Regions from separate parts of the Mus musculus genome. Here region 1 is linked to region 2. A link is a loop called in an ENCODE intact Hi-C map of the cell type or tissue named here. Cell type or tissue: heart. All regions are shown on one strand. Links, peaks and the distances in the headings refer to the core of each region. The heading gives the core; the rest is flanking DNA.

Region 1 (14,936 bases), core at 4,932-12,931, 49 kb before region 2:
GTGCGGTAGGTTTGTTGTGAAACCTGAACTGTGAAGTAGTTCCCTGATAGAAGTGGTGTGAGTGTGACCTCTCCATGGGGAAGTGTGGGCTGCGGCCTGCCATCCCGGCCCATTTCACTGAGGATCAAGAGTTCCCAGAGCATTTCCCAAATTAAAACAAATAGGACTTTTCCAGTCAGTATGGTCTTGTAGCTGCTGCAGAATGTTGGCAAATGCCTTTTCTAAGATGTGCCGTGTGTTACAGGGGAAGCGCTTGGCCTTAAGCAGGCTGTGAAAGTCCCGTTTGCGTTGTTCGAGTCCTTCCCAGAAGACTTCTATGTGGAAGGCTTGCCCGAGGGGGTGCCCTTCCGAAGGCCGTCCACATTTGGCATTCCCAGGCTGGAGAAGATACTCCGGAACAAGGCCAAGATAAAGTTCATCATTAAAAAGTGAGAGCCTGAGCTAGAGTGGCCATGCATGGGCTGGGGCGGCAGGCTTACCACAGTCTGAGCTGAAACGGCTCTTCTAGGGGCTACGTGACTATAGGGATAGACATCCCAGTGGTCAAGAGTGCTTGCAGGACAACTGTGAGGACCTGAATCCTGAAGTCAGCTCCCACATAAGCTGAGAGTAGTCGTGAGCCTATCACCTTAGTGCTGGGCTTGCACCAAGACGGAAGGTTCATTGGGGCCTGCTGCCCAGGGGTGGGGATGTGAGCTGAAGGTTCTAGGAAAGATCCACTCTGAAAGAAAGGACCCTCTTCTGGCCTCTGTGCATCACAGGCGTGTGCACTAGCACACGGCTACACACACCACAGGCGCTCTTCCTTTGTTTACTTACTGTTTGTGGAGAGGTGGTGGGCGTTGCTTGCACACTTGCTCTTCGTGCATAACCCAGGCTGTGGGCGGGCATGTGTGTTTCCTGTTTCTGCACTTGCGTCTCCTACTGATTCTCAGGACATGCTGTCACCTTGGCATGAGGTGGAGTGACACTGGCATGGCCAATAAGGGTCCAATGGCAGTGGGCGTCAGTGTGATTAGTCCTCCTGGACACACTGCTCACGCACCGAGGTTCCTTCTGAGGGTTGCACGTGGTTTGCAGAGCTGCAGCCACTCTGCTGCATCGTCCGTCCCTGGGTACCTCGCTCTGGGTTAACCAGCCCGTGCCTTTTTCTTCTTCCTTGTAGACCTGAGATGTTCGAGACGGCCATCAAAGAGAGCACCTCTTCCAAAAGCCCTCCAAGTGAGTGTCCTTGGAAAGCCACACCCGCGGGAGTTTGGCTTTGGGGCGGGGTTAGTTCTGAAGCAGCTAAGCTGTGCACAGGGTTCTGCTCCACATGAAGACACACAGGGCGGGACGATGGGCCCATCAGAAAGTCTGCCATCTTTAGTGGCTTACATCTTTAGTAAAAGCAGTGGGCGAGTACGAGTACGGGCCCCATGGGCCCAGCTGCAGCCAGCTCATGGCTGACAGCGACTAGCAGCTTTGGGTTATTAGAGAAAACTTTGACTTATATACATGTTGTCTAAACCCTAATCTTCAGTTTTCCTTTCAGGAAAGATAAACTCATCACCCAACGTTAATACTACTGCATCAGGTGTGGAAGACCTGAACATCATCCAGGTGACAATTCCAGGTATACTTTCTGCCTGCGTCGAGGAGTCTTTCAAACCCCAAAACCTGCTTCTGGGCTGGTCTGATGCTTTGCGGGCAACTCATATTGTGGACTGTTGTCAGTCTCACCTGAGCCCCCCTTTGTCAGTTTGGCTGCACAACTCCCTGTGAGCTCAGGGCCGCTTGCTACTGCTCTCTGTCCTTTAACAAGGCTGGGGAGATGGTTCAATAGTCGGGAGCACTTGTTCTTCCAGAGGACTCAGGTTTGAGTCCCAGCCCCCACACGGAGGTTCACAGCCACTTATAAGTGCACTTATAAGTACAACGGAGCTGGCACATTCTACTGCTACATTGGGCACACACATGGTGCACAGACATATCCAGGCAAAACACCCATATGCATAAAGAAATCTTACAAAAGTAAAATCGTTTTTAGCTGGGCCACAGCAAGTACACCACACCTGGCTTAGAAATTCTTCCCAGAAGACATGTGAGTTAGATGTTAAGTGTGCTCCCTGCTTTTCTCCCGTCTTTTAGATGACGATAATGAACGACTGTCCAAAGTTGAAAAGGCCAGGCAGCTGCGGGAGCAGGTCAACGACCTCTTCAGTCGGAAGTTTGGTAAGTTTGTAAGAATAGAGGATACTAAGGAAACAGGGCCAGTCGCTGCTCGGCTCTGTGTCTCCGCTTGTTTTGAAGATGAAGGGTCACACTGGCCCTGTGCTGTTTGTCTCGCTGCAGGTGAAGCTATTGGGATGGGCTTCCCGGTGAAGGTCCCCTACAGGAAGATCACCATCAACCCTGGCTGCGTGGTGGTCGATGGCATGCCCCCCGGGGTGTCCTTCAAAGCCCCCAGTTACCTGGAGATCAGCTCCATGAGGAGGATCTTAGACTCTGCGGAGTTTATCAAGTTCACTGTCATTAGGTGAGACGCTATCGCTTAGTCAGTAGGACAAGGCTGGAGGCCTCACGGCTAGGTCATATCCCAGAGTGCTGTTGTGTGGAGTCTGAACTGAAGCGTGTGGGCAGAGAGCAGGCAGAGACAGGTGGATCTCAGGGAGTTCCAGGATATCCAGAACTACACAGAGAAACCCCCACACCCCAAAAACATAGGTAACATTACATTGGCATGTGTACTATACATAGCACATACTACATGTGACTAATTACAAATAACTGATACATACATTGTGTATGATATGCATTAATAACAGAACAGGAGTCATTGTTACACAGTGTTACAGTCATTTCATGGACATCTTGTATGTCTCCTCCACAGGATAGGCCATACGTGGCATAGATTAGCAAGTTAGGCAAATGTTCATGTAAAACAAAAGCCTTACATTATACAATTTGTTTTTCTCTTTAGACCATTTCCAGGACTTGTGATTAATAACCGTGAGTACAGCTTTCTTTTGTTTGTTTGGTTTCTGGGGATCTGGGAGTGCATGTGAGTGTGTCTGTGGGTGTTGGGTGTGGTGGGGCCTGCAGGATAACACCATTTGTCACCCATTATGTCACCCGTTCTCAGCACCCTGCCTGCTTGTGAAATTAGCATTGCTTGTCTCTTAGTGAGGAAATGGTGACTCGGGTGGGCTGAGACCGTTTTAAAGGGCTCACTATAGGCCGGACTTGGAAAGCTGCTGCCATTGCAGCTCTGTTACCCTGACTCCATACACTAGAGCTCAGGGGACTGTAGGCCCCTAAACAGCATCAAAGTGCCAGGCACAGGGAGGGAAACGAGCAGTTCCAGTGCTTGGGAGGCGGAAGCAGGAGGATCAGGCTGATCAGCACTGTCTGCTGTAGACAGTCTAAGGCCAGCCTGGGCCACAAGCGACCCTATCCCCAAAAAGAAAGGGAGGGAGAGAGGGCTGGTGATGGACACCCAGCAAGCTGACTTCTGTCCCGGGGCTCACGTAATGATGGAAGGTGAGAACCGAGTCCAGAGTTGTCCCCTGGCCTTCAGGTGCACACCGTGGCACGCGTGCTCACACAGACTTCACACACTCTGTAATTAATTCTTTTGTTGAATTTTCCTTGCAAATTTCAGTTCATCTGTCTTTTTGAAAATTCAGGTCACTGTGGGTGACCATAGAGATCACTGTGGGTGGCCTAGAACTCAAAGACATTCCCCTGCCTCTGCCTCCTAAGTCCCACATTAAAGATGTGCCACCATGGCCAGCACTCCTGTTCTGTGTATAGTTTTCATTTCTGAAGAATATTATGTCCAAGCCCCTGCTTGTAGGTTCCTGTCTCTGTTGCTGAGTTTTATTCTTGTCCTTGTGCAGGACTCTGGTTCCCGTGTGTGCTGACCACTGAAAGCCATGGTTCTGGTGGCATCTAGCCAGGACCACTGCTGTCCCTTCCTTTGGTGTTCGTCTTTACCCTTTCTTAGCATGCGGGGTCCTGGGGTCCTCGGATCATTTCATGGTCAGTGGTTACAAGACAGCTTGTCTCCTCGGTTCTCTCCTTCCGTCGTATGGGGCCCAGTGACTGAACTGTCTGTCAGGTTCGCAGGCAGGCAGGCACCTTTACCTGCTAAGCCTGTCTGTCGTCCGCATGGTTGGATGTCACGTGTGTTAGTAAGCCGTCTAAACTGTGCCTTTCATTGCAGAGCTGGTTGATCAGAACGAGTCTGAAGGCCCTGTGATACAAGGTGAGAGGAGAGCGTGGGGTACATACTACTTACATGGTTGCCCCAAGCCCGTGGCTCCTGCTGTACCTGCTTATAGTCACTGCATACACTTAGCTTTGCAGAGACTTGAGCCGTGGGTCCCGAGTGGCAGTTGTAAGCCACAGACCTTGTAAACCCACGATCCCAGGTTATTCATGATATCTTGGTGCTCATGACCAGGGAGAAGTCTGCCTGTAAGTGTGTGCTTATGCGGGGTGTGCACATGCGTATGTGGAGGGCAGCAGCTGACGGGCTTGCACTAGAAAGATGGCTCATTGGTCCTGATCTTCCAGAGGACCCTGATTCGAGTCCCAGCACCCACGTAGCAGCCTTTTAGTTAAGTTAAACTGTCGTTTAACTCCGTCTCCAGGGCCTCCTAAGGCTCCAGACATGTGCACAGTACAGACACACATGCAGACAAAATAACCAAATAATTACAATAAAAAAGAAGTTGGCAGGCTGTTACTATCATTGGGTGTTCTCCTTCCTCTTCCTCCTCCTCTGCTTCAAGGCTCTTTAAATAATAACTTTTGAAAGCCATTCAATGACACTTGATATGTTTCTCTTTAGAATCAGCCGAGGCAAGCCAGTTGGAAGTCCCAGTAACAGAAGGTAAGAGCTGCGCTGTTGCCAGCGAACAGACTTAGTGACCGACACCTTGGGACAGTGTGACTGTGCTCACGGTGATGCTCTGTGTCTTTGTTCTTAGTGAGTTGATTGGAATTTTTTTTTTTAATATGTATGAGTGTTTTGCCTACTTATATGTGTATATAGTACCCAAGCCAGAAGAGGGCATCAGACCCCCAGAAATAAGAGTTACAGATGGTTGTGAACCTCTATGTGGGTGCTGAGAATTGAACTCATATTGGTCCTATGGAAGAGCAGCCAGTGCTCTTACTGCTGAGCCACCTCTCCAGCCCTAAATTGATAAGATTTCTACCATGAACACTGTCCAGTGAAGAAGGCAGACTTCCTCTCTGTTCTCCCCGTGTGGCTCTGACTAAACTCTAGATCCCTATAGCTTAGACAAGGCATGATGGTAAATACACCCAAAACAATATGGAATCTGTTACTTGGGAATCAGGCATGAGCTGGACATGGCTCAATAGAAGAACACTTGGCAGGCATTTGTAAGGCCCAGATCCCGTAACAAGAGCACTTTATGCAGAAGCCACATGGAACGGCTTCGTGCAGATCTTAGCAGGTTCATATGGCTAGTCTTACTGGCAAGCAGGTTTGCACCAGTGGTACAGCTCATTGTTACCCCTTTGTTTCTTCTGTAGAAATTAAAGAGACAGATGGGAGTTCACAGATCAAGCAGGAGCCAGACCCCACGTGGTAGACCGTGGCTCTCCAGGGTAAGAGCCTCGCTCTAGCTGCCCTTCATCCATGCCCACTTATAAGCTGATGTGCAGACACATCCCTTCTGCTCTGGCTGTGAGATGAGGCCACCCTCAGGGGACATAAGGCCCAAAGGTTTTTCTCACTCAAAGATGTAGCCAAGATGAGTGAGGTGGCAGAGATAGGTGGGTCTCTTGTAAGTTCCAGGCCAGCCAGGCTCCGTGGTGAGACCCTGTCTGTCTTGGGGTGGGGTAGGGTAATACAGAGGTAGTATTCCTTAAAGGGACATGTTTGTTTTGAGTCTGTATGCCAAGGTTGCCTCCTCTCTGGCTGACCTCTTTAGGCCGGTCACAAGCCCAGCCCCATCAGTTGCTGACTTGCCACCAAGAGGTGGGCTGCAGTGACCCGCAAGTGAGGAGACTGCAGTCTGCTGTGATGGGCTTTGCCTGGCAGCCTTGGTGATGTGCCTGACCGTGTCAGATCACAGGCTTAGGCCTTGCCGTCTTTCACAAGTGCACTTGGGCCTGCATGTCTGTCAGATGGAACAGGGTGTGTGACAGGAGGTTGTCATGCCCCTGCCATCTGACTCACCCACTGCCTGCGTGTTTGTTCTCTCTGCAGTTCGTCCAGTGTCCAGCGTGCGTGGTGGAGAAGAGCTTTGGGACCCGTTCCTGCCAGCTCTGTAATATACTTGTATAACAGAAATACCTTCTATACAAACCTTCTTTTCTACTTTTAGATAGAAATGTCTACTTTCTCAGCAGTTCTGTGAATTGAGCTACACAGCGTGATGAGATGCGCGTGCCTGGTGGCTTGGGAACGCACTAGAAGGGTCTTGCAGCAGTGCTGAAAGAGGCGGGAATGGCAGGGACGACTCGTAGGGTTTCTTATGCATCGGGCAGAGCCTTGGGCTGTGGTGCGTGTTCCCGTCAGTGAGATATTCCTACAGGGCATCTTGGCTTCCGCAGCAAAGGAAGTCCCTGTGCTAGTCAGTGCTTTAGTTTTTCTATTGAAGACCAGTTCCGTGGTCTTGCACTCGGCTGCCCCTCCTGCCAGGGGAGGGCTGCTGTCTGTGTGTGTGACTAAGCCTCTTCCCAAGCTCCATCACGATTCCTTTGTCCTCACTGCCATTCAGAGCAAAGCCGGCCAGCTCGCCTGACCGCCAGTGAGCAGCCAGTGCATCCGTGCAGTGCAGCTGGAGAGGCTAGCCTCAGAGCCTCGCTCCGGTTACTTTACAGCAAGTAGATTTCTGGGTGTGTCCTAAAGGTCAGAGGTCAGGTCTGCATGCTTGAGCAGGTGGAGGATTTGCCCCTCCCCAACTGGGACCCACAGTGGCCTCAGGGGCTCTGGGCCGCAGCTCTGGGTCTGGGTCGAGTCAGGCTGGGCTGTGTGTCTGCCTGGTTGGTTAGTCTCTAACCACCTGTCTGGCCTCTGCGCCAGGGTGGGGAGTGAGGACATTGGTGTCCCGCCCTATGTGGGGGCTCACAGACGATGATAAGGTAACAGCTCTCAGCAGTTAGGCACGTGAGGGCACGGTTCTCGGTAGTCACCACAATGTTCACAATGGGAAATTATATCACACGGTAGCAGAGATAGGCATTTTATGTGTTCCTTATATTTTACCTCAAATTGTAGATATAGGGTAATAAATAAAATCCATCCATGCCTTTCACATGCAAACTCATTCTTTTCCTGCTGTCTTCGTGAGCGCCTGGGGAGGCGGGACGGGTGTGGGCTGGTAGGATGTTCACCTCAGTCCCTCACAGATGGGACACCCGTATTCCTGGTGTTTCTCAAGAAGTCACTGGTTTGTGGAGCTGGAGCTGTGCCCAGCCCCCACCGGCCTACATCTTACGTGCGTTGGAGACAGAGGAGAACTCTGAGGACACAGCCACAGCACAGGGGAGTCCCTGAGTCCCTGCTGGAGGATGTGGAAGATGATGCCCGCCCAGGCTGCGGCCAGGGATCCCCTGGTAACATGATGCACAGGAGAGTCAGTCATCGGGCAGAAGCCTCCTCGGCTGAGATCCGTCAGGCAGTACTCAGTGACAGGGCACAGAGGAGAAGGGGCAGCTCACCCGCTGCTCATGGGGCAGCCAGGAAGCAGAGGGAGAAACAAGGGGCACGCCCTGTCAGCATCCAACTTCTGGCATCTTCCAGTGATGCCAAGGCCAAGGTCAAACTCTCATCCTGTGAACCTTTGGAGACATCCCCACACCATGGCACGGGATAGAACTGCCCTGGGTCAGACATGGCTGTGTACAGGTGGGTGACATGACAGCCGCCTGTACTAGGTAGGCTGGTAGGTGACAGCTGAGTGGAAAGGGTCATGGCCACCAGTAAAGCGTCCATAGCTGGGATGTGACTCAGTCACTAGGCTGCTCGTCTAGATGCACGGAAACCTGAGTTCTATGCAGTTACCCTGTCATCTACCCAAGTGCTCTGACACCTTGTAGGTGGCCCTCACCTGCCCCGCCCACACTTGTTTCTTGTGGTTTGGTTTTGAGGAAGGCCTGGTGCAGAAAGCTTGGCTGACACAATACCGATTGGTAAGGTGTTTCCTGTCATAGAGGGAACAAAAAGCCTTGTATTTATTACCTTCAACTTGGCCGTGTCCAGGCAGCTCCTAGTGAGAGAGGGGCAGGGACCCACTTGTAGAAGCTTCAGTGTCTCCAGCCAGGAGATTTACTATGTAGTGCCAGCCAACTGAAACTGCACCTAAATATTGTGGCTAATCTCTCCAGGTGACAGAGCTTCATAGAGGCTAGCAGATAGAGCCAAGCATTGGTTAGTAGGCCTGTGGTCCCAGTACTCAAGAGAGTGTAGGCAGGAAACTAAGGCCCAGCTGTTGCCTGCGAAACAACAAAAATAATTCAACCGGTATATGCTCAAAAGGTCAAGTTGAAAGCCAGCTCATGCCTGTTAGGAGACAGTGACACGAAAATCAGGAGTTCAAGGTCATCTTTGGCTACATGGTGAATCCAAGGCTAGTCTGGGTTGCAGGAGACTCTCAGAAAACCAGTGATGGGAGAGATGCTTGAGCTGAGTAGAGTGGTAGAGGAGGCCTGTAATGCCAGCCCTCTGAGAGCAGGGACAAAGGTCAATGGCCCACACTCAGAACCAACCGCAGGATGATGGAACCTTGATCCTTCAATAGCAGCTTCTGTCCTGGGGTGTGTGTGTAGGACAACAGTCTCCTGGGTTTGTGTGTACACTGTGGTATGACCCAGGTCCTGATCCACACCCTCCCCAGTCATGTTGTGTAGACCACCAGCCCTTGGGGTCTCAGCTGCCGTCCCCGGCCATCTGCAGTCTCCTGGCCTCCAATGAGAATACTGACTTCTTTTGTCCTCTGGGGTAAGCATGCCCCTGGAGTTAGCGTTGACGGCCGATAAGCTGTGAGCAGCTGTCTACTGTTCTGTCTGGAAGAGTGACCACAGGAGATGGAGAGACTTGAGGAGCAGGCGAGCAGGCTTAGGTTGGTGGAGGAAGCCTCAGCCAGCCTAATAGAACTTACACTCTGCAGCCTCAGCCATTGCTTCCGGTTTGTTTTTTAATGTGTATGAGAGTTATGCCTATGTAGACGTCTGCATGTATGTGCCAGGTGCCCACCAAAGCCAGTTCCATCAAGCTCCACCAAGGTAGAACTGGAACTTTAAATGGTTGTGAGCTGAGCTGCCATGTAGGTGCTGGGAATTGAACCCAGGTCCTTTGGAAGAGCAGCCAGTACTCTTACCCATGGAGCCATCTCTCCAGCCCTTTCTACCCACGTCTTCACCTCACCAGTCTCATTTCCTGCTGGGGATGGGGGCCAGGCCAGCACACCTACCCCACGTCATTAGTTTAAGACTCAGGGCTGAGTTCTGTGCCTAGGACCCACGCGGTGGCGAGAACGGACTCCCACACGTTGTCCTCTGACCTCCACACTGTGGCTTGTGTGCCTTGCTCCCCTTTCCCCAGTCAGTGTGGAAAGAGAGAAGATCTGTTGGGTGGGGATACAACTCAGTTGTCAGAATGCTTGCAGAGCATAAACAGAGCCCTGGGCTCCGGCATCACAAACCAGGCCTTTCAAATGTTACCATCCTAGAGTACGTGACTAGCAGGGAGAGAGCAGATCTTGTCACAGGAGCTCATGGGGTGACAGGAAAGCAGGGTCCCAACACTTTTACAGGGGAGGGTGCCTGTCTAGTATGCACAAAGCCCTGGATCTGCCCACAAACCAAGCGATCTTGGCTTTAAGCCAGCCTGGGAATGGAATCCAGACTCACACACACACACACACACACACACACACACACACAGTCTATCCTTAGATCTGTTAACAACCCGATTCCCGTTGAGTATTAACCCTTTCCACCACTTGCCCAATTCCAGTCAGCTGTCCTGTGGTTCGAGCTTCAACCTCCACCTTATTTCCAATGCACAGCAGCCCATAAAGTGGGCAAAAGCCGTTTTACAGATGAGGAAACCGGCTCAGAGCTTTGAGTAAGATCGCTAAGGGGCATGTTAGAGTGGGGTCTGAGCTCCCAGGTGATCCTGGGAGTCAGGCTTGCAAGGCACAGTGCCTACAGCCAGGGTCTATTTACAGTGCCTGGAGGGGCCCTGAGAAGGGAGTCCCCAATGTTGGATCAGACGAGTGGCCTGAGGTGGACTTTCTCCAGCTACTGGGTGTTCTGAGGCCTCACATCCCAACCCCAGCCGAACCCATCCCATCCCGTGTTGCTGAGAAAGAGTCTCCAGGTAGTCAGAAGGTAGAGAGGGGCATTTCCATCGCAACTGGGAAACCCTGTCCATCTTCCCCAGGGGTTGGGGGGACCTGGGAAACCAGAAGGTTGCTGATCACTCAGAGAAGGGGAGGAATAAGGGGAAGGAGACAGAGGCAGGCGGCTCTCTGTGAGCTGGAGGCCAGCCTGGTCTACAGAACAGAACAAGATCCAGGACAGCCAGGGCTACATAAGACAGCCTGTGAAGGAGGAGGAAGGGGGGAGGGGGGGGAGCAGAAAAGAAGCAGCAGCAAGAGGAGGGGTTTACATTAAATGTGCCAAGAGCTAAAGATGAAGGCAGGTTTGTTTTGATCTGAGGAAGCCCCAAGTTCCTTCTGATAGAAGGAAGGTCCCTGAGGCCACTTCACTGTCCTCATCTCCGGCAGCAAGCTACTTTTCATGATGTCTTCCCGGTCTAGACTTGGGGGTTTCCTGGCTAAGGACATGGCCAGCCTGGCCTCTGGTCTGGGGGAAAGCCAAGTGGCTGGGCAGAGTAGGAGACAGGTCCCAGTCCTACAGCCAGAGCAGGAGGGCCTGCCACCTCTGCCTGTCCTGGCCTAGTGGGAAAATCTCTTTTAGGGCTTATGCTGGCTGGCTTCCTGAGATTGTGCCCCCCCCCCCATTCATTCATTTGTTCAGTCATTCATTCACATCACTCCAAGGCCAGTGATTAAAGGGTATGGGCCTGAGAGGCTGGGAAGATGACTCAGTTCCCAGCACCTGCCTGTGGCTCCAGGTCCAAGGAATCTGTTGTCCCTTTTTGGCCTCCATGGGTGCAAGCACACTGGTGGCATACACACACATAAGTAAAAATCTTTATTAATAAACAATGTGGCCGTGCAGTGGTGGCAGAGCCTTTAATCCCAACACTTGGGAGGCAAGGGAAGGCGGCTCCAGTCCCAGGAGACTCAGTGCCCTCTCTGGCCTCTGAAGGCACCAGGTGTGCACGCAGTGTAAGAACACACTGGAAGACAGATGCTTATACACTAAACAGCCATGGCATTATAATACAAAGTGAGTAGTGGTGGACCCAATAAGGTTAAAAAATTCTGTCTCCCCAAAACATCTTTTACCCACGGCTTCCTCTGCTTGTTTGTGCTCTGTATTTTGGGGGAGGCAGGAAGTTTGTTAGCCCTTTTATTCCCCACCGCTGTGTGTGTGTGTGTGTGTGTGTGTGTGTGTGTGTGTGTGTGTGTGTATGCTCGCATGCGTGTGAAGTCAAAAAAGGGTCTCTAATGTCCTGGAATTTACTGTGGGTAAGAACTTCAAGAAGAGCATGGCCCAAACACTGAGCTGTCTCAGGAGTTTTGAACCGAGGACCTGGTACATGCCCTAGCACATGCTTGTCAACAACACTCTTCATCCTCAAAACACTTAAAAAAAAAGGGGAACTGGGAGATGGCTCAGCGGTTGCCTGACTCCAGTTCCCCGACGGTGAAAGGAAAAAATGGACTGCTGCTGCAAGTTGTCCTCTGATCCTGGTACACAGGACAACTTCCACCCCACCCTCACACCCCACCCTCACCCCCCGCCAGAGAAATAAGTATAGTTTCCAAAGTGTAAAAGCCCGAAAGGGGGCACACACACACTTGTTAATGCCAGCACTCAGGAAGGAAGAAGAGGTAGAAGGATCTGGAGTTCAAGTTGGAGGACAGCCTGGGCTACAGGAGACCATCCCTAAAGACCAAAAGGTAAAATAAATAGTTCACAGGCACTAAAAATAAATCGTTTGCCCTGACAGGAAAGAAAGAGAATAAAAGGGAAATTGGCCCTGTTTATAGAGGTCATTGGAAGGTGAAACACTTAACAAAAGATAGCCACAGATTGCCTCTGTTTCTCATTGGGGAGGGGAGGGGAAGAAGGGGGAGGTCTCAGGAGGGCAGTGAGAAGGTGGCTGTGTGTGACCTCAGGCCACCGGACAGGCCCACTGTCTGCAATTACGAAAGCACCCACAAGACGAGAAGGAAGTGCAAGGGGCCTGATGCAAGTCACCCTTGGAACTTTCCACAGCCTGTCGCCTGCCGGGCCAGGTGCACAGCAAGCCTGGTAGTTTCACTGGACTTTCCAGACCATGCCGTTAGGGACTGAGTGTGGCCCAGACTTCAATGGCCAGCATTGGAGAGCCAGCCTGAGTGCGAGCCAGGGCTACCAGGTCTACTACTGTTCTCAGCTCCTTACTGTAGTAGAACTTACCCTCAGGGCTGGGTGTATCAATAGCCCCACCCTACCCCCCCCCCCCATCCAACTGGAGACTGAGAGAGCAAGATTGAGAATTCCAGGGTAGCCTGAATAGCTTATCTTAGAACGACAAGAAAGGTTAGTGATGTAGCTGGGTGGTAGAGCACTTTGCGGGGGTGGAACACCAGAGACGGGCTAAAGACGTGGCTCGGAAGTAGAAGGCTCTGTACTTTTAGAATCTTCAGACTTGCACCATAACCTGGCCCCACCCACTTTCTCTGGGTCCTCGCCAGAGTCATTATAAGGAGGCACAGCATTGTGCCAGTCAGGTTGTAGACAGAAGAAGTCTTGAGACCTGTGACCCTGGTGACCTGGTAGCTTCTGAGCCACCCACTGGGGAACAGGAGAGGGCAGAGGCACTGCCTTACCTCCCACCCCACCTCTGCTGCTTTAAAGTTCTTTTCTTTTTTTTTAAGATTTATTTATTTATTTCATGTATGTGTGTACACTGTCACTGTCTTCAGAAGAGGGCATCAGATCCCCATTACAGATGGTTGTGAGCCACCACGTGGTGGCTGGGAATTGAACTCAGGACCTCTGGAAGAGCAGATAGTGCTCTTAACCACTGAGCCATCTCTCTAGCCCCTGCCACTTTATTTTTCTAAACAGGGTTTCTCTGTGTAGCCCAGGCTGTCCTGGAACTCACCCTGTAGACCAGGTTAGTCTCTAACTCAGAGAGCCGGCTTGCCTCAGCCTCCAGAGTGCTGGGATTAAAGGCATGTGCCACCACCATCACCAGGCGCAGCCCTGCCCCCTTTAAAACTGTTTCACTATATCTCTGGCTGGCCTGGAACTCACATCTGCCTGCCTCTGCCACACTAGGGAGATACACAATGTTCTCTGTCCATCTGCTTCCTTCTCTGTCTGCATAGTCAGTCCACCGTAGTCACCACCATCAGTCCAGCCCAGGACCCAGGCTCACTCCTCCCAGGAAATCCGTCTAGTCAGCTCAGGGTGAGGCTCTGCAAGAGAGGCCTGCTGACCGCGGCTTTTTGTCTCTTCTCCTCCAGTGTTGGTGACATTAGAGTCCTCCTCCACTGCTGGAATTAAAGACACTTGCCACCATGGCTGGCTCCCAAGTTCCCTTCCAGGCTGAGCTGTCTGAGAAGTCAAATTCTTCTATGAAGGGCTAGTACACGGTCAGATGTTGTCTTACCTATGTGGGTGTCTACTGATGTCTACACCTGCGTGCAGACATCATCTCTCCGGAGTCTCCTTGGTTTCTGAGACAGGGTCTACTGCTAACTTAAAACTCACCTGGAGACTAGGCTGGCTGGCCAGTGAGTCCCAGAGACCTCCTGACTCTACTTATTTAGTGTAGACACCAGAAGTTAGGCAGTGGTGGCACATGCCTTTAACTACAGCACTCAGGAGGCAGAGGCAGGTGCATTTCTGAGTTTGGGCCAGCCTGGTCTACAGAGTGAGTTCCAGGACACAGGGCTACACAGAGAAACTCTATCTGGGAAAAACGAAAAATAAAAAAGTACATACTTTCCAGGCTAAGGGAGGGCTCCGTGGCTGCGACTGCTTCTCTCTCTTGCAGAGGGATCTAACTTCAGTACCAAACATCAATGTCTGCTATTTCACAACTGCCTATAACTGCATCTACACACACACACAAACACACACACACAGAGGATTCTGAGCTTTTCTTTATTTTTTTAAAAAAGTTTTTTTTTTAAATGGTTTTTCGAGACAGGGTTTCTCTGTATAGCTCTGACTGTCCTGGAACTCACTTTGTAGACCAGGCTGGCCTCGAACTTAGAAATCCACCTGCCTCTGCCTCCCAAGTGCTGGGATTAAAGGTGTGTGCCACCACACCTGGCTTTTTAAAAAGATTTATGTATTTATTTTATGTATATGAGTACACTGTAGCTGTACAGATGGTTGTGAGCCTTCATGTGGTTGTTGGGAATTGAATTTAGGACCTCCCCTTGCTCAGGTCGGACCCTCTCACTTCAGATAACTCTTCTCTCTCCATCAGTCCCTGCTTTCTCCGCCCAAAGATTTATTTATTATTATACATTGCAGATGGTTGTGAGCCACCATGTGGTTGCTGGGATTTGAACTCAGGACCTTCAGAAGAAGAGCAGACAGTGCTCTTACCCACTGAGCCATCTCGCTGGCCCTAAACTTTTCTTTAATGTAGGTTCTAGAGATAGAACTCAGGTCCTCAGGCTTGTATGCCAAGGACTTTATCTGCGGAGCCATGTCCAGTCCTGGTCCTGTAAAGACAGGACTTCTAAAGTCAATCTCACGTAGGCCAGGCTATCTTCAAACTCATTATATAGCTGAAGCTGGCCTTGAACCCTTGATTCTCCTGCCTC
Region 2 (14,936 bases), core at 4,719-12,718:
ACCAAGTTGTTACAAGTTGTTCTGTGACCTCCATGTGTACTATAAGCACATGCACACCACACACACACACACACACACACACACACACACACACACACACCACATACCATATCACACACACTCACACACATCACATCTTATACACACACATCACATACTTCATTACACACTACATACAGACATACCACATACTATATCACACACACACATGCATAAAGGAGCACACACACACAGCACATCTTATACACACATACCACATATTTCACTATATACTACATACACACATACCACATACCATATCACATACATGCACATAGACGTGCACACACACATACATACCACATATTGTATCACATACTACATACACACACACCACATACCATATCACACACATACACTCACACACAAGCACATGCACATGTATGCGGGCACAGACACACACACACACACACACACACACACACACAGACACACACACACACACACACACACACACGGGGTTGCCTATGCTCCACAGGGACTCACGGTAACAGAGGCAGAAATGGTCCTGCACGGCTCTCCTGAGCAGCTGGGCTTCTCCAGGACAGGCCTCCCCATTTCCCAGACACAGTGGCTTCTCTTCAGGCAGCCCTTCCCCCTGGCCTGCAAACACAGGATGAGCATGGGTCAGAGTGAGCATTCTTTCTGCCCACCCATCTGTATTTCTTGTACTGAGAGGAAAAGGAGGGGAAGGGGACAATCATAATAGAAAAAGGTGGGCATTTTTGTTTGTCTGTTATCTAAGGTGGAAGCCAGGGATACACACATGCTAGGTAACTACCCTACTGACTCAGCCGTATCCCTCAGCCATATCCCTCAGCCGTATCCCTCAGCCGTATCCCTCAGCCGTATCCCTCAGCCCCAAGCACAGAGGTTTCTTTGTTGTCTGTTTGAATATTTACTTTTATGTGCACATGTGTGTCTGTGTGCCACACATATCATGTGTGTGTGTGTGTGTGTGTGTGTGTGTGTGTGTGTGTAGGTGCCAGAGAGGTCATCAGATCTCTTGGTACTGGAGTTACCAGCGGCTCTTAGCTACCTGATATGGGTGCTAGGAGCCAAACTCTGGTCCTCTGTACACACAGCAAGCCTCTAACTACTGGCCATGTCTCCAGCCCTGAGAGGCAGGATTACCTGATGAATAGAGTCAAGCATGGTGGTCACCCCTGAAATAAAGCTACAGCTACCCAGATGCCAGGGTGAGCACTCACACTTGTGACCCCAGTGCTTGGGAGGCAGGCGGATCTCTGTGAGTTCGAGACCAGCCTAGTCTACAGAGTGAGTTTCGTGATAGCCTGGACTACACAGAGAAACCCTGTGCCACAAAACAAATGACAACACCACAAACCACCAAACTAAACAAACCAAAAAAAAAAAAAAATCTTTAAGAAGAAAGAGCCACGAGTGTCAGGAATATTGACGCCTTGGTCCCTGTGGTAGAACTGATCTGTGACATTTGGAAAAGCTGTGAACAGGGTCTTGATGGAAGAAGCAGGTCACTGGCCGGCTGGCCTCTGAAGGTGAGTCCCTGCTTGCTTCTAGTCTGAGTCAGGCAGAGCACTGTCCCCTCCCACATGCTCCTGCCTCTCCACAGGCCGTGAGCCATGTGCTCATGTACATACAGGCCCAGTGAAACCAGGAAGCAGAACTTGCTTTTTAAGATGCATCATTTTTAACTATGTGTATTCATGGGTTTGTGTGTACGTGCAGTGTGTGCACGGGAGTCTAGGAAGTGAGTGCCGACGAAGGCCAGAAGTGTTGGATCCCCCTGGAGCTAGACCCACAGGTGGCCCTGGGTCTCCCCATGTTCCCAAGTGCTGTCATCTCCCAAGCACCCAAAACACCCTTGCTCCCTTAAGTCGTTAACATTAGGTAACCATAAAGTAACGAATACAACAAGACTTCAACATAGCATCAACTGCTCTCCCAGAGGGCTGGGTTTTAGTTCTGAGCTCCCATATCATGCAGTTCTGAATTGCCTCTAAGTCCAGCTCTTCTGATTCTTCTTCTGGACTCTGGGCATTGGCTCTCACATGCACAGACAACCCCCCCCCACACACACACATACATGCACACACAAATAAAAATGAAAGTAAATCTTCCTTTAAAAAATATTGGGGGGCTGGAGAGATGGCTCAGTGCTTAAGAACACTGACTGCTCTTCCAGAGGTTCTGAGTTCAATTCCCAGCAACCACATGGTGGCTCACGACCATCTGTAATGAGATCCAATGCCCGATTCTGGTGTGTCTTATAGCTACAGTGTCCTCATGTACATAAAAATAAATATTTTTTAAAAATCCATAAATGCAATAATATGACATTAGAATGAAGAATAAAAAAAATCAATAAATTAGGTTGTGCAAGGTAGTGCACAACTTTAAGCCTAGCACTCAGGAGGCAGGGGCAGGAAGATCCCTGTGAGTTCAAGGCCAACCTGGTCTACACAGCAAATCTCAGGCCCACTAGGGCTACATAGTGAGACTCTTGTCTCAAAAAATAATTATAAAATGAAATATGAGAATAAAAACGGGGATACAGTTCAGAGGTGGAGTATTTGCCTAGCATGTGTGAGGTGCTAAATTCAATCCCAGGTATACAAACCAACCAACCAGACAGACAGATAGACAGACAGCACCAGGGACAACAACAGGGTACAACACTGGCCACCTACAGTGCTGTGCAAAGTCTTTCTGGAGATCCTGTCTGGCGTTGACAAAGGCACAGCCCCGCTCCGTCCCCACCACGTACACGTCTGTCTCATACACAGCGATGCAGGCCACCTCGGCCTTGGACTTGGCCAGCTCTTTACACTGAAACAGAAATGCCAAAGGACAAGAGTGGGTTCTACACATGCAGGCCTGGAGTTCGTTAGGTCGGCTTAGGAGCCCTATTGGAGAGAAAGGAGAAAAAAAATCAAGGACAAGAAAGATGGCTCACAACTGGGATCCCAGTGCTCTGGAGGTGGAGGCAGGGGGATCAAAGCCTCTGCTACGTAGCATGTTCAAGGTCCTCGTGGGCTGCTTGAGAATCTGTCTTAAAAAAAAAACCAAAAAACTGGCCCGGCAGTGGTGGCACACACCTTTAATCTTTAATCCTAGCACTTGGGAGGCAGAAGCAGGCAGATTTCTGAGTTCGAGGCCAGCCTGGTCTACCGAGTGAGTTCCAGGACAGCCAGGGCTACACAGAAACCCTGTCTCGAAAAACCAAAAAAAAAAAAAAAAAAAAAAAAAAAAAAAAGGGCAAAAAAGGGGGAGCCACACAACTACTAAGAGAATTTATCTCCGACCCCCAAACTAGTCACCCACTCTCCCTTAAACATCCTCCATACTTAGATGGTGTGTGTGTATGTGTATGCACACATGTACGCATACAGTACTCATGCGAAGAGAACAACTTCCAAGTGTTAGCTTTCTCCTTCTACTTGTGGGTCCCGGGACTTGAACTCGGATAGTCAGGGTTAGTGTCAACCCTCCTCTACCTGCTGAGCCCTCTCACTGGCCCTGCTTTATGGGCACTACAGTTACCTATAGAAACACATAGGCACAGGATAGAAGACCTGTGAGGCGGTCTGATCTGGCCTTGTGTGGTCCCCAGTGTCCAGAAGGAGTCGGGATGGGAGAAGTCATCAGTGCTTGTTAAATGCAGCAGTGAACCATCCCCCTCCCGTGGTTTTTAGGACAGATATTTCTAGCTTTCTTCCTTTTTAGGGGGTGAAGAGTTTGGTCGCACGTGTCCCTTACTGGCCAAGAACTCACTATGTTATGTTGGCAAGATAACATAACATAACATAACATAACATAACATAACATAACATAACATAACATAACATAACGTAGGGGACAGCCTTACGACCTGAGTTTGATTCCCCCAGACCCACGTGACGGCCAGAGCACACCAGCTTCCCCAAAATGGCCCTCTAACCTCCCGGTGCACTCTATGGCACGCATATCACATCCACTGTGTGATGACACGGAAAAACATCAAAAGTGCCCTTATGCCTCTAATGACCTTGAACTCCTGGCCCTCTTTATCTACCTCCTAAGGTGCTGGGGTTTACAGGTGTGTAGCTCCATGCTGCACTGAAGGACACCCTCATACAGACACGAGGGGGGTACAAAGAAGTGACCCTGAAGTGTGTCTCCATCGTTCAGTTCAGTAACAATCGGCAGAGCCACAGCGTCTCACCATGGACTCCAGGGCAGACATGAGGAACGTCACCACCATCCTGCCGTCTGAGGGCTCATCAGTGGGCTGAGTAGTCACTGCTACTTGGGCCATTGTTCCTGTAGAGGAGAAACATGGAGTGAGCAGTGGGAACTCTCAGTTGTTTTTGCAATCACAGGATGACAGCTCTGTGGGTGTGAATGGAGGGTCCACCATGGATTACATTGGGTGCCCAGGCTGGTGCAGGATGGAGATGCCAGAATCTTTGGGAGGAAAGACGTCCTTAGGACACTGAAGGCATCAGGTAGTCCTTGTGTGGTACCCAGACCCTACCTCACCTACAGCTCCCACAGCAGAGAAGCAACGTGTGAGGAGACAGCAATGTGTGGGTCAGGTTGCTCTCATCACAGCAGACCGGGAAGCTCTTCAGAGAAAAGTGTTACATCTTTTTCTAAAAGACAGGATCTCATAATATGAGTTCCTGGTTGACCTGGAACTCAATCTATAGACGAAGCAAGGAGGCCCCAAAGTCATAAAGATCTACTCAATTCTGCATCCAGAGTATTAGGATTAAAGGAATGTGTCGCCGCTGCCGCCGTCCGCTGCTGCCACACCTGGATGTTTTGTTTTATTTTATTTTTCAAAAGGGTCTTATCAGCCCACCACACTGACACAGAACTATGTAGCCAAGAGTGACTCTGAATTCCTGACCCTCCTTGCTGTTTTCCAACTGCTGAGAAAACAAGACGCATGCCACCATGCTTGGCTGAAAACTTTGGCCTTTGTCTGAGAGAGAGAGAGAGACAGCGTCAGAGGGGCTGATCAGGCAGGATTACTGGTTGGCATCAATTCTGCATCAAGCCAAGCAGGAATAAAGAATCAATGGTGTCTCGTTTATTATGCTCTATTTGTACACTGTATGGAACAGCACAAGAGGCAGGAAAATCTTCTTTCCTTCCTTCCAACCTACATTCATTCGTTTGTTTCTTTTTAAACGATTTATTTATTTACTATAATACATAAGTGCACTGTAGCTGTTTTTCAGACACACCCAAAGAGGGTATCAGATCTCATCACAGATGGTTGTGAGCCACCACGTGGTTGCTGGGATTTGAACTCAGGACCTTCAAAAGATCAGTCAGTGCTCTTAACCACTGAGCCATCTCTCCAGCCCCCTTCCTTTACTTTTGTTTTTGAGACAAGGGTTTCTCTGCCAATAGCCCTGGCTGTCCTGGAACTCACTCTGTAGACCAGGCTGGCCTCGAACTCAGAAATCCGCCTGCCTCTGCCTCCCGAGTGCTGGGATTAAAGGCGTGCGCCACCACGCCCAGCTCTTTTTGAAGAGTTTTTTCCTCATCTCTCCAGACAAGATCTTATGTAGCTCAGACTATCCTTGAACTTGCTACATAAGTTTAATTCCTGTTCCACCTGTCTCTACCTGTCAAGTGCTGAGTGCTGGGCAGATGTCACCACATCTGGCTGCCAGTTTTCTTAAAAAAAAAAAAAAAAAAGAAGAAGAAGAAGAAACTCTGTGTGTGTGTGTGTGTGTGTGTGTGTGTGTGTGTGTGTGTGTGTGTGTATACACAAAAATGTGCGTGTGAGGGGGTGCCCCCAGAGGCCAGAGGAGGATCTCGGACTGGAAGCAAGAGTTACAGGTCGTTCTGAACTGTCTGACATGGATGCTGGGAACAGAACTCAGGTCCTCTGCAAGAACAGCTCTAACCACAGAGCCACCTCTCCAGCCCCAAGACTACTTTTAGTGTTGCTTTTGAGAAAAGGTCTTCATTATGCTGTAGCCCAAATTAGTCTCAAATTCATGATCCTCCTGCCTCAGCTTGCTGAAGACAGGCACCACCAAACGCATTGAAACTAAGCACAGCAGGCTATAAGTTACCCCACAGAATATCATCTCCCAGGGCCTTTTGTACGCACACGTAAAGGGCCAGCAACATCCAACTAGATCATAGGTTTTACGTAGTAATTAACTTTTCTTTAACTGCAGATTATAGGGCTGGGCTGGGGCTCAGTTGCTAGAGCTGCTAGAGCACTGGAGTCTGGAGTCTGGATTCTATCCTCAACAAGGAAAACAAACACACAAACACACAAACAAACAAACACACAAACAAACACACAAACAGGTAGTGTACTTTTTTAATTCCATCACTCAGGAGGGGGAAGCAGGGGGGTCAGAAGCCAAGGTCATAGGCGATCACAGAGTTCAAGTCTAGCCTGGGCTACAATGAGACTCTGTCTCAAAAAAAAAAAAAAAAAAAAAAAAACCCGAAAAAACCAAAACAAAACCAAGTCACTATAAAACAGAGCAAAGTTTTACTAGAACACATATCCATCCTTGAGTTTAGCCCAGTGTCCTCGACCTTCCTAATGCCGCGACCCTTCAATACAGCAACTCATTTTGAGGTGATTCCCCAACCATGACATTATTTCACTGCTACTTCATAACTAATTTTGCTACTGTCACGGACTGTAATGTAAATCTCTAAGATGCAGGGTATCCGGTGTGTGAGCCCACTTCCCCTCTGCCTCTGGATGCCTTCCGTAGTGGCAGGGCCCAGGGTTTGTGAGGGAGGCCAAGAATCCCTGTGAACTGCAGCTGGCTGAGGTGCCGCCACATGTAGAGCTGGGAGCTAGACAGTTATTTTATGGCCTCTCTTCAAGAAGGCAAATTCCTTTGAGCTATCTTCATTGTCTTTTAATGGCCACTTGCTGTCACCTCTGTATCTGGCCTAGCATCTTTATGACCACTACATAACATTCTTGGAGCTCCAACAAAGCCCTTCAGCCCTCCTTTTCTTCCTTCCTTCCTTCCTTCCTTCCTTCCTTTCTTTCTTTCTTTCTTTCTTTCTTTCTTTCTTTCTTTTTTTTTTTTTTTAATTTTTTCAAGACATGGTTTCTCTGTATAGCCCTGGCTGTCCTGGAACTCACTCTGTAGACCAGGCTGGCCTCGAACTCAGAAATTCCCCTGCCTCTGCCTCCCAAGTGCTGGGAATAAAGGCATGCACCACCACGCCCAGCTCAGCCCTCCTTTTCTATCTCGCCTCCAGCTAAAACTCTGGTGGGTGATGAGGGGGTGGGGGTGGTGCATATACTCCGGAGGAGGCAGAGACAGGCCAGCCTGGTCTACAGAGTGAGTTCCAGGACAGCAGGAGCAACACAGAAAAGCCCTGTCTCATAAAACAACAAGAAACCCAACCCCACCACCACATAAAAGCCCATGTAGGACAATAAATGTTGTAATCTGAGCACTGTAGGCAGGAGAGGTGTAACAAGATCGAGGGACTCAGGTCTCTCTTTACACCAAGTGGGGCTCAGGGATCATATCAAATTTGGGTCATTAGGCTTAGCAGCAATCAAGTTTACCCCACCATGCAATCTCTGTAGTACCTCGGCAATATGTATGTATGTATTTATTTATTTAGAGAAATCTGGGCATGATAGTCAACCATCTATAATCTTAGCACTAAGGGAGATGGTCAGCAAGGCCAGCCTGGGCTACATACCAAGACTGTCTTGAAAATAAATAATTTATGCATGGGGTCTAACCTTGGACTCCCAGCCATTCTAGAGGCTAAGTACAGGATAGGATGAACACCCTAAGGGGATCTTGTCTCAAAATAACATTAATAAGCTGGGGCCTGGAGCCAAGGCTCAGTAGTTAAGAGCATCTGCTGCTCTTCTGAGTTTCAGTTTACCCAGTTTCAGTTCTCAGAATCCCCAAGGCAACGCACAACCATCTGTATCTGGTTCCAGGGGATCTGGTGCCCTCTTCTGGCCTCAGCTGGAACTGCATGCATGTGGTGCACAGACAAACAGGCAGGCAGAACACCCACACACATAAAATAAAAATAAATAAATCATAGCCAGGTGAGGCTGACACACACATCTTTACTCTCAAGCCATTGGGAGGCAGAGGCAGTTAGATCTCTGTGAGTTTGAGGCCAGCTTGGTCTACAGTGCAAGTCCCAGGTCAGCCTGGCCTGTTATACAGAGAAACCCTGTCTTGAAAAACCTAATAAATAAATAAACAAGTCTATATAAAATACAAAACATAAGCCTGCTGCTGTAGCTCAGGGTTCTGGGCTCAACCCCAAGTATAAACAAACAGCAATAAATCAGCACCCACAAAGCTTGACCCAGCAATTCCATTCTTCAGTAAACACCCACAAGAATCCAAAAATAAAACCCATACCCAGCGCTCAGAAATCAACACAGTGGTGTCATCCACCACAGACAAAACACGCTTTATTTAGTCTTCTACTTTAAATAGATTACTTAGTTATATGTGCATATGTGTGTGCGTGCCCAGGTGCCTGTATAGGCCAGAAAAAAAAAATTTCACACACATCCCCTGGATCTGGAGTTCCAAGGGGCTGTGAGCTCCTTGACATGGGTTCTCAGAGGGATGCTTTGTTCCTCTGCAAGGGCAGCAGGCACTCTCAAGTGCTGAGCCCACTCCCCAGCACCTCCATTTATGTTTTATAAACAAAGAGGTCTTATTTAATTAGGTTCTCGTAGAAAACAATTAACAGGTATAAAACTTACAGTGAACAGTGCCCGTGTTTGAAAACAGCTACAAGGCTCAAAGGAGAACACAGGATTGTAATAAGCAGAGTGACAGAACATACTAAAGAGCTTTGTATAGTCAGCTCCCTGGAACTTAAGTATTGATTCTTTTAAAAAGAATTTATTTATTTTATGTATATGAATACACTGTCTCTGTCTTCAGACACACCAGAAGAAGGCATCAGATCCCATTACAGATGGCTGTGAGCCACCATGTGGTTGCTGGGATTTGAACTCAGGACCTCTGGGAAGAGCAGTCAGTGCTCTCAGCTGCTGAGCCATCTCTCCAGCTCTTACCTATTGATTTTTGCTTCATGCTGCCCCACTGGCTGATTGAGCTCCTCAGAGCTCAAGCAGCTGCTACTCTGAACTGAGCACAACATTTCAAACATCTGGAACTCTTGGTTACAGCACATCTGGGCTGTGGACCACAATCAGGGTGTCTCTAACTTGCCTATGTGACAGGTGACATCACAGTGCACAGACAAAAAAAGAAAAAAAAAAACCAACAACACCTGGGAGCAACCAATGCACCAGCATCTTGGGGTATAAACGAAGACTTCAGATTCTTTAGACAAATAGTTATCGGCATCTATACTACAACGTCTGGACAGCATCATTGCCTTTGTTATGTCTCTCACAGTGAAGCCAACTCAAATGTATCCACAAGCTGTCCTTTCGGGGCTGTAATGTTCTAGCGAGAGCCAGCAGGTCTGTAAGACCTCGAAGCACCCTCCAAACACCACTGTTATTAAAAAGTCTCTCAGAACAAGTGGCTCCTACAGCAGCAAGCACTGAAGAGCCTGGCTGCCCAGAGGAGCAGCCAGGCCACCTGAGGGCAGTGGTGGGGTACTCTGTCAGGCCCCTCCATCCCCCCATTAAAATCTTTGTGTGTGTGGGTGGGAGGGAGTGTTTTCCCTGCATGGTTGTGTGCACCGTGTGCGTGCCTGGGGATGGAGGAGGCTGGGAAGGATAGTGGGTGCCCTAGAAATGGATTTATAGGTGGTGGTGGTCCTGAATTTACACATGGGTGCTGGGAATTGAACCTCGGTCCTCTGTAAGAGCAGTAAACGCTTTTTTTTTTTTTTTTTTTTGAATGTTTTTTGAAACAGGGTCTCTCCGTGTAGCCCTGGCTGTGCTGGAACTTGCTCTGTAGACCAGGCTGGCCTCGAACTCACAGGAATCTGCCTGTTGTACGACACCATGTCCGGCCTGCAGTACAAGCTCTTAACTGCCATCTCTTCAGCCGCCTCCCTTCCATTTTCTTTCTTTCTTTTATCCTGTAACTCTCTGAAATCCTCCTGCCTCAGTATCCCCAGTGCTGGGCTGACAGACACATTTGAGTTACCACACTAGGCTTGAGTTCTGTTATTTTGTTTTTATTTTACTTTGGAAGGAATTCTTTTTCTGACTTGCATTGTATTTTAAAGGATGAGTTTTCCTGTATCTCAATAAAGCGGCTATAATTTATTTAGTGACAAGGTCCCACTGTGTAGCCCCAGCAGGCCTGGAACTTGCTATATATAGGCAGTCCTTGAACTCTCAGATCCATTTGAAGGCCACCGTTGCCGGCTCATTCTGGTTCTCTGTGCTGAAATAAGTACATTCTAGAATAATGTTTTGGGTGCAATAGGTTAAATACATTACTATAGTGAATTTTAATTTGTAAAAATTTACTTTAAATTTTAAAGTTACTAAACATTTTAAACGTTTTAAAATAAATTAAAATTTTTTTGAGCCAGGCGATGGTGGCGCACACCTTCAATCCCAACACTTGGGAGGCAGAGGCAGGCGGATTTCTGAGTTTGAGGCCAGCCTGGTCTACAGAGTGAGTTCCAGGACAGCCAGGGCTACACAGAGAAACCCTGTCTGGAAAAAAAAATTTTTTTTTTGATTGTTGTACTAGTTGTTATGGCCATAGGCCACCTTGTACTCTCAACCAGACCAGACACAAGCCACATTTTGGAGGCTGGGCCCTTTCTTCCGTTCTCTTCATCGACCTAAACCACTGGCTGCCACAAACACCAAACGCCCCCATAATCCTGGAGCCAACAAGCAAAGCCAGCCGCCGAAGGTGGAGCCAGAGCGCCGTTGCTAGGCAACCGCGATGGCCCCGCCCCTTCCCCTAACCAATCAAGGGTTTCTAAACACAGCGCAGGTACGTCAGGTGGCGCGTGACCTCGGCACGCACCGGGCGCAGCTTTCCCCGCCTCCTCGCCCCGTCACAACCAATCGAAAGCGAGATTTTGGTGCGCGCCTGGCGTGCGAAAGTCGCCTAACCCCACGTCTTCCCCGCCCCGCCCCCCACTCTTCACGGCCCGATCGCGGTAGGGAAAATGGGGGTCGGCGCTGACCACCGGGCGCCCGAAGGTCCCGCCACGCACCCCGAGAGATCGCTCTGCCCCGGCGGGGACTCCCGGAAGCGGAAGTTGTGAGGGAAGCGGCGGCGGGATACGCACCTGAGGGCCCTGCTTTGCGGGCCGCGCCGGGGGTCTGGAGCCTGGCTTGCGCGTGCGCAGCGGCTCTGCGCCGGCGACCGCAGCTCGGGGGCCGCGGGCGCCTCCTCTCCGCTCCCTTCCTGTTTTTCGTTTTTATTATTTTTTCTCCCTCTTTTTTATTTTATTTTTTGTCTTTGTTTGCTTCCTGGAAGGAAGGTCGGCTTCCCGCGCGTGGCCGAAGCACCCCCGGTGGGGACGGCCACTTCCGGTGCGCTGCAGGACGGCTTCCGCGAGGCCGCCGGCCGGGCTGCGTGGCGTGCACGTGGCTTCGCGCCTTCCCTGGATGTGCATGGCCGTTCTGGATAGATAGAGATATTTTAAAATGTGGTTGTGCGTGCACGTGGAAGCGGAGAGGTCACCCCACGTGTTACTCAGGCACCCACTCCCCCCACCCCCCGCGACAGAGTTTTTCTTGTAGCCCTGGCTAGCCTGCGTTGTAGACCAGGCTGGCCTCGGACTCAGAGTCCACTGCCTCTGCTTCCCGAGTGCTGGGATTAAAGGCGTGCGCCATCACACCACCTACCTTTTAGGACATTGCATTTCCTTTAAAACTAATTTTTGTGCCTGTGTCAGTTCTATGTTCTTGTGTTTGCGTGGCTGCATGTCTCGGGAGCTATTCGTAAAGCACCATCTGTTGTAAGTATTTTGCCACCCTGTTTATATGCACCACGGGGAGGCCAGAAGAGGTCACAGTATCCCCTGGACCAGGAGTTTCAGACGGTATGGATGCGGGAACTGATCAAGTGTTCTTAACCACGGAGCCATCCCTCCAGCCCCACTTTACAAGGGTTCCAGTTTTATTTGTTTGTTTGCTTTAAAATATACTGGAAAGGGGGTTGGAGCAGTGGCTCAGCTGTTAAGAGCTGATAAGTGTGCTTTCAGAAGACCAGTGTCTGTGTCAAGCACAGCACACGTGCCTGTAACTCGCATTTCCAAAGGATTGGAATCCTTTGGCCTCTGTATGCACCCACACCCGCTTAAAAAAAATAAAATATTTAAAAAATACTTTTAAAGATTTGTTGCTTGGTGTACATGCCATTAATACTAGCATTCACAAGGAAGAAATAGGCAAATCTCTCTGAGTTTGAGGCCAGCCATGACTACATATAAGATCCTGTCCCAAAATAAAATGAGAACACTTTGTTCATATCAGGAAAGGCTGTGTAGCTTCCGACATAGTTTGTATTTGCTCGTGTTCTTGAGCTGGCTCCAATAAATCCTTTCCTCCCAGGTCACAAGTGGGTCACTGATTGCTAGATCCTATGGTGTTCGTCCAGCCTGAAAATCTCTTGCTCTGGCTACTTGTCAAAATCAGGTCACTCACCCTTGCAATGTGGCCTTTTAGGGCACAGTGCTTGGTGGCTGTTCTGGCTCCCACTCAATCTCCTTTCTTCCCACTCTCAGATTGCCATGACGTTTCCTACTTTCTGTCTCCAAGCTCTGCTGTCTGCCCTCAGTCCTTGACTTACTTAGTTTTAGGATTATTAAATAACATTTCCGTGTTGGGTGGTAGTACAGGCCATTAATCCCAGCACTCTGGAGGCAAAGGCAGGGGGATCTCAGAGTTCAAGGCCAGCATGGTCTACAGAATAAGTTCCTCGATAGCCAAAGATATGCAGAGAAACCCTGTCTCAAAAAGCATAACAATAACAACAAAACAAAAAAAAAAAGGCCCCCAAAACATTTACAGGATTTACAGGTCTTCAGTCTAGACCAGTCCTCTGAACTGGAGATCTGTGTAGCCAGAGTCTGTTTTGAAATCTCCACTCTCGAGATGACCAGCCTCAGGAGGACAACATGGCGCACCCTCTCCCTAGTCTTCTCCTCCTCCCTATCTCAAGGTCACAGGTTTCAGCCTACAATACTCGGATCCCATGGGATGGGAGCAGGTGCTGGAGGGCCTGCTTCATTTCCTGACAGGAAGCAGAGGAAGGAAGAGGGAGGGAGAGGGGGAGGAGAAAGGAGGGAAAGGAAAGGCAAGGCAAGAAAAAAGAAGAGACTTAGAGCTACATCATCAGTGAGCCACTTCCTCCAGCTAGGTCCTGAAATTTCCAGAGCACCCCAAATAGGGTAATCAGCTGGGGTTCACGTTTTCAATATATGGACTGGGGAGGACACTACCCCGACCATAATAGCTGGTTGAATTTTCCTCCCTCCACCACCCCCTGCCCCTCCCCCCTCTTCCTTCCTTCCTTCCTTCCTTCCTTCCTTCCTTCCTTCCTTTCTTTCTTTCTTTCTTTCTTTCTCTTTCTCCCTTTCCTTCCTTCCTTATTTTCTTCTCTCTCTCTCTCTCTCTCTCTCTCTCTCTCTCTCTCTTTCTTTCTTTCTTTCTTTCTTACCAGGCTGGCCTCCAACTGCCTCCTGAGTGCTGGGGTTAAAGACTTAAGCTACCACATCTGAGTAAATATATCCTAACTTATTAAAAAGAAATAGCCAGGCAGTGGTGGCACACATCTTTAATCTCAGCACTGGAGAGACAGAGGCAGGTGGATCTCTTGAGTTGGAGCCAGCCTGGTCTACACAGCAAGTTCCAAGATATAGCCAGGGCTATACTGAGAAACTCCCACCTTGAAAACAAACAGGAAAAGAAAAGAGGGGAGGGAGAGAGGAAGGAAACGGACACACACAAGTGTGTGGTACCATCTGGACTCCATGTGGACATGTGCACACACAAGCACACAGGTCCTAAAATAAAATAAAAAGCACTACTCGGGAGGCAGGGGCAGGAGATCTCTGTGAGTTCAAGGCCAGCCTGATTTACACAGCAATCTTCACGTCAGCCAGAGCTGCATAATGAGACCCTGTCTCAAAAGTTATAAATAAGCTACACATTGCAATCATAAAACATAAGCATCAGCAAGAGAGGCTAATTAAGAAAAGTGGGTCGTGTTTAGCAACCAGCAGAGTGCAGGATCCGCTCAGGCTGGTGGCCCGCACCCGTGGTGACACTGGTGAATGCTGCCTTCATGAGCAGGAGAACTCAAGGGTGAAGTGCCATTACGACTGTAAGTGCTACTACTATAGTAGTTAGCGTCTCTCAATTAACTCAGGAATTTAATGCAATCTCAATAGTAAAACCCAGTGGAATTTTATTACTGCTACTTGACAAGATGACTTTTAAATTTTCATGGAAGTAAATGTTACGCATAGCAAAGTCAATTTGGTGAGAAAAGAAAAGAGAACAAAACAGGCACCCTTGAATAAAAATGAGAACATACGGCACAGCTTCCGGAGCCTTGTTGTAGGATGAATTCATTTTTTTCCTTCCCCTGTTTTATTTCCAGACAAGGTCTCATTGTAGCCCAGGCTGGCCTCAAGCTCACTATGTAGCCAAGGATGACCATGAACGGATCCTCCTGCCTCTGCCTTCCAAGTGCTGAGAAGAGAGGCTTTTGCTCAGTTCATGTTCATCTTCCTCATAGATTCTAAATAGTATTTCAAACACTGAGATTATGTTTGTGGTAGACAATAAATTATTTTGGGGTAACGAGATATCCGCTTGGCCTCATGGGGTGGCACACACCCTCAATCCCAGCACCTCAGAGGCAAAGACAGGTGAACTCTGAGTTCCACACCAGCCTGCTTTACATAGTGAGTTCTAGGTGAGCCAGGGCCATTCAGTCAGGTCTTGTTTCAAAAAGAAAAGAAAAAAA

Evidence for each region. A loop is a pair of places that touch in the nucleus more often than their neighbours do. Peaks named below come from ENCODE experiments on the same cell type or tissue, not always from the same donor. Only the 100,000 strongest peaks of a DNase experiment are listed, where the experiment ranks them.
Region 1: a loop joins it to region 2, with 2.3 times the contacts of the local background. A loop is called at or near these places in 13 of 42 quality-filtered maps.

The regions. Positions count from the first base shown.
Region 1 is chr5:134,230,186-134,245,121 of GRCm38, reverse strand. Gtf2i (general transcription factor II I) reads left to right here. Exons shown (of 34, transcript NM_010365.4): 24 at 1-5; 25 at 245-428; 26 at 1,166-1,221; 27 at 1,535-1,615; 28 at 2,131-2,214; 29 at 2,335-2,518; 30 at 2,963-2,991; 31 at 4,208-4,249; 32 at 4,838-4,879; 33 at 5,551-5,625; 34 at 6,230-7,290. The coding sequence ends at 5,609. Among named protein-coding and RNA genes, the nearest start is that of Ncf1, 8.0 kb to the right of the region's middle. In heart, for the core only: no CTCF peak of the experiment used is centred there; DNase peaks (open chromatin) are centred at 8,048, 9,563, 12,351 and 12,921; H3K27ac peaks cover 2,736 bases.
Region 2 is chr5:134,180,567-134,195,502 of GRCm38, reverse strand. Gtf2ird2 (GTF2I repeat domain containing 2) reads right to left here and starts at 11,465. Exons shown (of 16, transcript NM_053266.1): 1 at 11,245-11,465; 2 at 4,226-4,323; 3 at 2,712-2,850; 4 at 526-642. The coding sequence starts at 4,318. In heart, for the core only: a CTCF peak has its summit at 7,997 (motif pointing left); DNase peaks (open chromatin) are centred at 10,982, 11,986 and 12,582; H3K4me3 peaks cover 2,178 bases; H3K27ac peaks cover 2,441 bases.